Linked DNA regions of Homo sapiens: region 1 is linked to region 2. The links are chromatin loops, found by intact Hi-C in ENCODE. Cell type or tissue: pancreas. All regions are shown on one strand. Links, peaks and the distances in the headings refer to the core of each region. The heading gives the core; the rest is flanking DNA.

Region 1 (2,928 bases), core at 198-2,697, 230 kb before region 2:
TTCCATTATATTCAGGTATAAGGAGACATTACCATAACATTATTAACGATTTTCATTTATAGAACTCTCCCATGGGAACACTTGTGTTACAGGCTTCAGTTTCCCAAAGGTATTATGTTGATTAGGTAGGTTTAACTTGAGTTGCTGCAACTTGTTTGAAATATCCAGTTTGGCCACCCGATGGGGCACAAACCACACTTTTTCTTTCAGACACTTTTGTAAATCAAAGTATAGTATAGTGTGTTTAAGATAACACTTGTAAATGATTGCGTCAATGAGATGGTTGGCATTTACAAATGTTTCTTAAGTGAGTGAATGAATGTTGTAAAGACAGGAAGCTATAACTATTCTTTATCATCTTTAAGTGTGTCAGCGTGAGTATGCTGGAAAGATTATACTTGTCCGTTTATCCTGAAGGTTGGTTTTGGATCAGCTTTTGGGTGAAGGCCCAGATCATAAGAACCTAAGAATCTTATTTGACCTGGGGTGACCATGGAAACTTAGTCCTAGCTTCAAATTCAGTCCTAATCTGGGAAGCATTTAAGAGAATGATTGAGTTGTGCTGGGTAAGGATTTCAGGTATATTTGAGTTGTAGGCCCCAAAGGAGTGTGCCCAAAACTCCCATGGAGTAAAGAGAAGACAGTATTAGAAAAGTAAGGGGGCTGGACACGGTGGCTCACGCCTGTAATCCCAGCACTTTGGGAGGCCGAGGCAGGCGGATCACTTGAGGTCAAGAGATTGAGACCATTCTGGCCAACATGGTGAAACCCCATCTCTACTAAAAATACAAAAATTAGCTGAGTGTGGTGGTGCATGCCTGTAGTCCCACCTACGCGGGAGACTGAGGCAGGAGAATCGATTGAACCGGGGAGGCGGAGGTTGCAGTGAGCTGAGATTGTGCCACTGCACTCCAGCCTGGCAACAGAGTAAGACTTCATCTCAAAAAAAAAAAAAAAAAAAAAGGAAAAGTAAGGGAAGACAGAACTGTTAATTTTACTTATTTTTATGCATAAGAAAAGGAAGAAATACAATTTTACTAGTATTTAATAAATGGATTGATGCAGTACCCCTGCTAAGGAGGTCATGCACAGGTATACTGAAGAAAACAGAAGGATTGCCAGTGGCTTTTTCACTTGTTTGTTCGCTTTGGCAGATAATCATTAATCCAGTTATGGGTGCATAATTAAATGAATCTATAAATTATTATCTAGTTTTAGCCAAATCAACCGCTAGGAAATAGACATGTCTTAAAAAGACTCCTGTAAAGATTCCATAACAGTAATACCAATAATGCAAGCACAAGTGAACAACAAGAAAATGACAACAGAGCTGAGGTTTCTCCTTCTAGTACTAGCTTTTTGGCAGCCAAATTACAGATAAAAACAATAACACTTTAGTAGACTTGACAAGAAGTTCGCCAAAAATTTAAAAATTATTAAGCTAATTCTTTTTTCTTTTTCCTGAGACGGAGTCTTGCTCTGTCACCCAGGCTGGAGTGCAGTGGCCTGATCTCAGCTCACTACAACCTCCGTCTCCCAGGTTCAAGCCATTCTTGTGCCTCAGCTTCCCAAGTAGCTGGCATTACAGGCGCGCGCAACTACATCCAGCTAATTTTTGTATTTTTAGTAGAGACAGGGCTTCACCATGTTGGCCAGGCTGGTCTCGAACTACTGTTCTCACGTGATCCGCCTGCCTCAGCCTCCCAAAGTGCTGGGATTACAGGCATGAGCCACCACTCCTGGCCTAAGCTAACTCTTTGAAGTAAGGTTTTACATCTACTGTCAGTCACAATGAACTTGACTGTAAGTGTATATATTATGAGTATTCTGCCTTTGTAAGGTCTGTTTTTTCAGTTTATAGCCATTAATTAAGTTTCAAAATCAAATGAATCCTGAACTTTGAACTGGACCTTTGAAACACTGTATCATAAAATGTTAAATGAAGGTTTTATTTATTTAAAAAACTTTTTTGTTTTTTTAATGAAGATTAAAAAAATGAAACTTTTCAGTTATGTTCTCTCAAAGCATTGTTATTGATAATTTCTTAGATCAAAAATATTTTTGTACTGTTCATAAATGAAAGGTAGAAATTATTTCATCCTTGTGTCATCTTTTTAAAACTTCTATTTTAAACAATTTTGTTTTACATTGTACACAGATACAGATGGGTATAATTAATAAATAAATATGCATATATTGGAGATACATAATAAAACTTTTTTTAAATAGGGATTTGACATAATAAAAGTTTGGAAGACTTTGCCCAACTTGTACAGATTAACCACAGCTGGTTTGTGGGTTGCCTGGTATTGAGGTGGCCTTTGGGAATGAGAGAGTGTCAGACTTCACCAGGGTTCTTGCCCAGTGTATTTGCCTTTTCAGGTCTTTCCTTATCTAGTAAATGCTAAAAGAAGCCAGCAGAGAAAGCTCATGAACAAATACCTTACAAATCATTCGTTCATTCCACAAATTTATAGAAGTCTTCCTTTGCTATAGGCTGATTTGTCATTAAATGCTAGCTTTCAGTACCTTAAAAATAACAGAAAAAAACCAAAACACACACACCCCAAATTTGTGTGTATGTGTGTATTTGGTTTTGTATTTCAGTCAACATAGTATTTTTAAAATTAAAAAGTGGTGTAGAAAGGGAAGACTGAAGATTGAGGACTTGGAACATGGATATAAATTTGTATTACTTTTGTATAAATTTGTATTACTTTTGTAATACAAATAAATCTTGTACTACTTTATACTTCTGTATAAATTTGGATTACTTTTGTAACTTAAGTTATATTCCTTTAAAGTCTTAGTTGTTTACTCAGACTGATATTTAGTCACCTATTTCTTCCCATCACCAAGCAAGTGTGGTATGTATAGGGACTGATCAGAAAATGTTTTAAAAATTAGGCTGGGCATGGTGGCTCACAC
Region 2 (2,928 bases), core at 209-2,708:
TGGACCATTTAAAGAAATACCAATTTCTTTCCCTACCACTGCCTTTCTAAGAGAAGCAGCTAAACAGTGATGTGCTAGTATATGTTCAAGAAACCAGCTCTTGGGTGGGAGTGGGGATAAGGAGCATTGATTCCTAGTGTTTGCTGATTTCCACGGTGTAAATACTTCCACTATAGCCAATTTCAAGCTACTAAGATGATAACACTGAATGTGGAGTGAGGAAAAGATGTACAGTAGCACAGCATTATACAGTATTTCCATCATGCAAGTACAATAAATACATCCAACCTCGAGAATAAAAGCAAAAATTAATAAAATTAAAAAGTAATGAATTTTGAGTATGTGTTACCTTTGTTTTAATATAGCTATTTATAAAGTTATGTAAGTTAATTTTTAATAATGACTGAGTTTGACAACCAGCTTCCAGAGTTTCTGAAAATTTAACAATTGGCCTCTCATAAGCTGATGAGAACTGATGTTCACACAACACTGAAGCTCCAAGGCAACTATTTTTTTTTTAACTAATTGATTGCAAGTAATTTGCCAACCAGTTGTTTTTCTAAAATACAGATCTGATCCTAAAGCCCACGAAGGCGTTCCACAGTCAGACCCAGATGAGTCTTTTTCAGCCTCATTTTAAATCATACCATTTCTCTCACATCTTCTATATGTCACCTACACTAGATGTAGGTAACTTGTAGCTTCTCAAACACACCTGTACTTCCCCCCACCTTCTCATTATCTGCCTTCTCAGTATCTTCCTTCAGCCTCGAATGACCTCACCTTATCTGCCTGACTTTTGCAATACTATTTATTTATCCTTCTAGAACTAACTCAAATGCTGCTTTCTCTTACTTCCTACTGTTGGAAACATTCCCATTTGCCTTGGTGCTCTCATAGCCCTTTGTTTATACTTCATTTTGAGCTCAAATTTATCAATTTATAATGAATGAATGTTTCACTCTCTAGATTATAAACTTCTAAGGGGTGCCTTTAAATCATACTGTACTTATTAACACATTAATATAACCTAAAAGTGGTTAATGAACACTTGCTTATTTTAACAGAAAAAAATTATGAACGATGCATGATATATCCTTCACTTTCTATATCTTTGAGAAACTGACCAAAATTTAAACTTTTTTGAATTAGATTTGTACGCCTTTTTTTCCTGGTGATGCAGAACCATATTAGTAGTTATATACCTATAGCACACCTAGAGACATTTCACAATGGACTCTAGAGCTTACCAAAGAAGAATTTCATTAGATAGTATATGAAGCAGAAATGATTAAATTGTATAACTATATTTGTGAATCATTATTCTCATTTAGTGTGCCTTATAATAAGTATTTTCAGCATAAAGCCAAAGGTTACTTTATAGTGTTCCCAGCAAATTAGGCCTTTGTATCAATAAACACCCTCTAAGAAAAGCTAAAATATCATACTTTGCTTTGTGACTTGAGAGAAATTTGCTTTCATACATATCCTTAAGGGTAAAATCCTTATCACTCTGTTGTTTTCGGGCATTTTATCTAGACTTAGGATTATCTGGTTGCCATCATGATAAGTATGGACAACATCTAAGTGTATGAAGGAAATGTTCTAAAGTAAAAACAATCCAAGAATTTCTTGAAGCAAATGCACATTCCTTGTTAGTAGTGTTTCAGGAATCTTTTTCATATTTTGCACTAGGCTGCCACCTGATGGCAAAAGTTAAAATTGCATCTTTTGTAACATTCGACGCCTTCATTGCAATTATACAGATTTTTATGTATTCAGCATAGAGCCTCCAAAACTTTTATACATTTGTGTAAGTGTTATGTATTCAATAAATGTTTGATGATTGCTTTGGACCTCAGGGAAATCATATTTATTATTTAACCTTTGTTAGACAGTGATCTTCCTACGATCTGTTTAAAGCTTTGCTTTCTTATGGAGCTATTTTAAGAATCTGTTTTAATTAGTGTTATTAATGAAAAATTTTACTTAAATGTAGTAATTTTCTCTTTTCTCTTTCCCTCTTCTTTCTTCAGAACGAGGTCACTCGGACACTATGGTGTTCTTTTACCTGTGGATTGTCTTTTATATCATCAGTTCCTGCTATACCCTCATCTGGGATCTCAAGATGGACTGGGGTCTCTTCGATAAGAATGCTGGAGAGAACACTTTCCTCCGGGAAGAGATTGTATACCCCCAAAAAGTATGTATAAAGAGTGTGTTTGTTTAAAAGAACAAACTTAGGTATACCACTAGCTAATCCTGTTGCAGTACAGACCCAACCTCTAATTATATTACTCTAATATAATTAGAAAAATAATTAACAAAAATACTAATTCATTCGGTCAGCAAAAATATATTAGATGTTTACTATATGCTAGGTACTATAGGAAATCAAAACAAAGTAAAATTCTCATTCTCAAGGAAAGCCATAAACTATGTTCAGATAAGTAAACAAATTGCAATACAATGCGATAAAGACTGGAATGGAAGAATAAATAACTTACTGTAGTTTATGATTTGTTTTTGAACATGGAATGCCCTCAGTCTGAAACACTCTCTCTCGTCTGCTTTGTAAACACCTGTTCCTCCTCTTTAAAAGTCAGTTTAAGTGTTACTTTCTCCAAGAAGCCTTTCTTTATTTTTCCTAGCATAGTCAGCTATTCATCTTAATCTTTTTTTACCCTATATAAACTACCATTATAGCAGTTATCACACTGTATTATAATAATGTGCTTAGGTGTCCATATTCTTCACTTCCAAGCATAATTACTGGTCTATAGTAGACTTAATGTTTCTGGGATGAATGAATAAATACTTGACTAAATGAAAAGTGTCATGAAAAGACAAAGGAGAAGGAGTGGCTGACTCTGCTTGATTGCATCAAGAAGACTTCTCCTTTCATTTATTTCATCTAATATTTGTTAA

What was found. A loop is a pair of places that touch in the nucleus more often than their neighbours do. Peaks named below come from ENCODE experiments on the same cell type or tissue, not always from the same donor. Only the 100,000 strongest peaks of a DNase experiment are listed, where the experiment ranks them.
Region 1: a loop joins it to region 2, with 7 times the contacts of the local background. A loop is called at or near these places in 80 of 110 quality-filtered maps.

The regions. Positions count from the first base shown.
Region 1 is chr1:180,636,109-180,639,036 of GRCh38, forward strand. All of the region lies in intron 1 of XPR1 (xenotropic and polytropic retrovirus receptor 1), which reads left to right. Among named protein-coding and RNA genes, the nearest start is that of XPR1, 5.6 kb to the left of the region's middle. In pancreas, for the core only: no CTCF peak of the experiment used is centred there; no DNase peak of the experiment used is centred there.
Region 2 is chr1:180,861,672-180,864,599 of GRCh38, forward strand. XPR1 (xenotropic and polytropic retrovirus receptor 1) reads left to right here. Exons shown (of 15, transcript NM_004736.4): 12 at 2,037-2,203. The region is part of intron 1 of LOC124904464 (a long non-coding RNA gene); the gene reads right to left. Among named protein-coding and RNA genes, the nearest start is that of LINC02816, 43 kb to the right of the region's middle. In pancreas, for the core only: a CTCF peak has its summit at 1,691 (motif pointing left); no DNase peak of the experiment used is centred there; H3K27ac peaks cover 776 bases.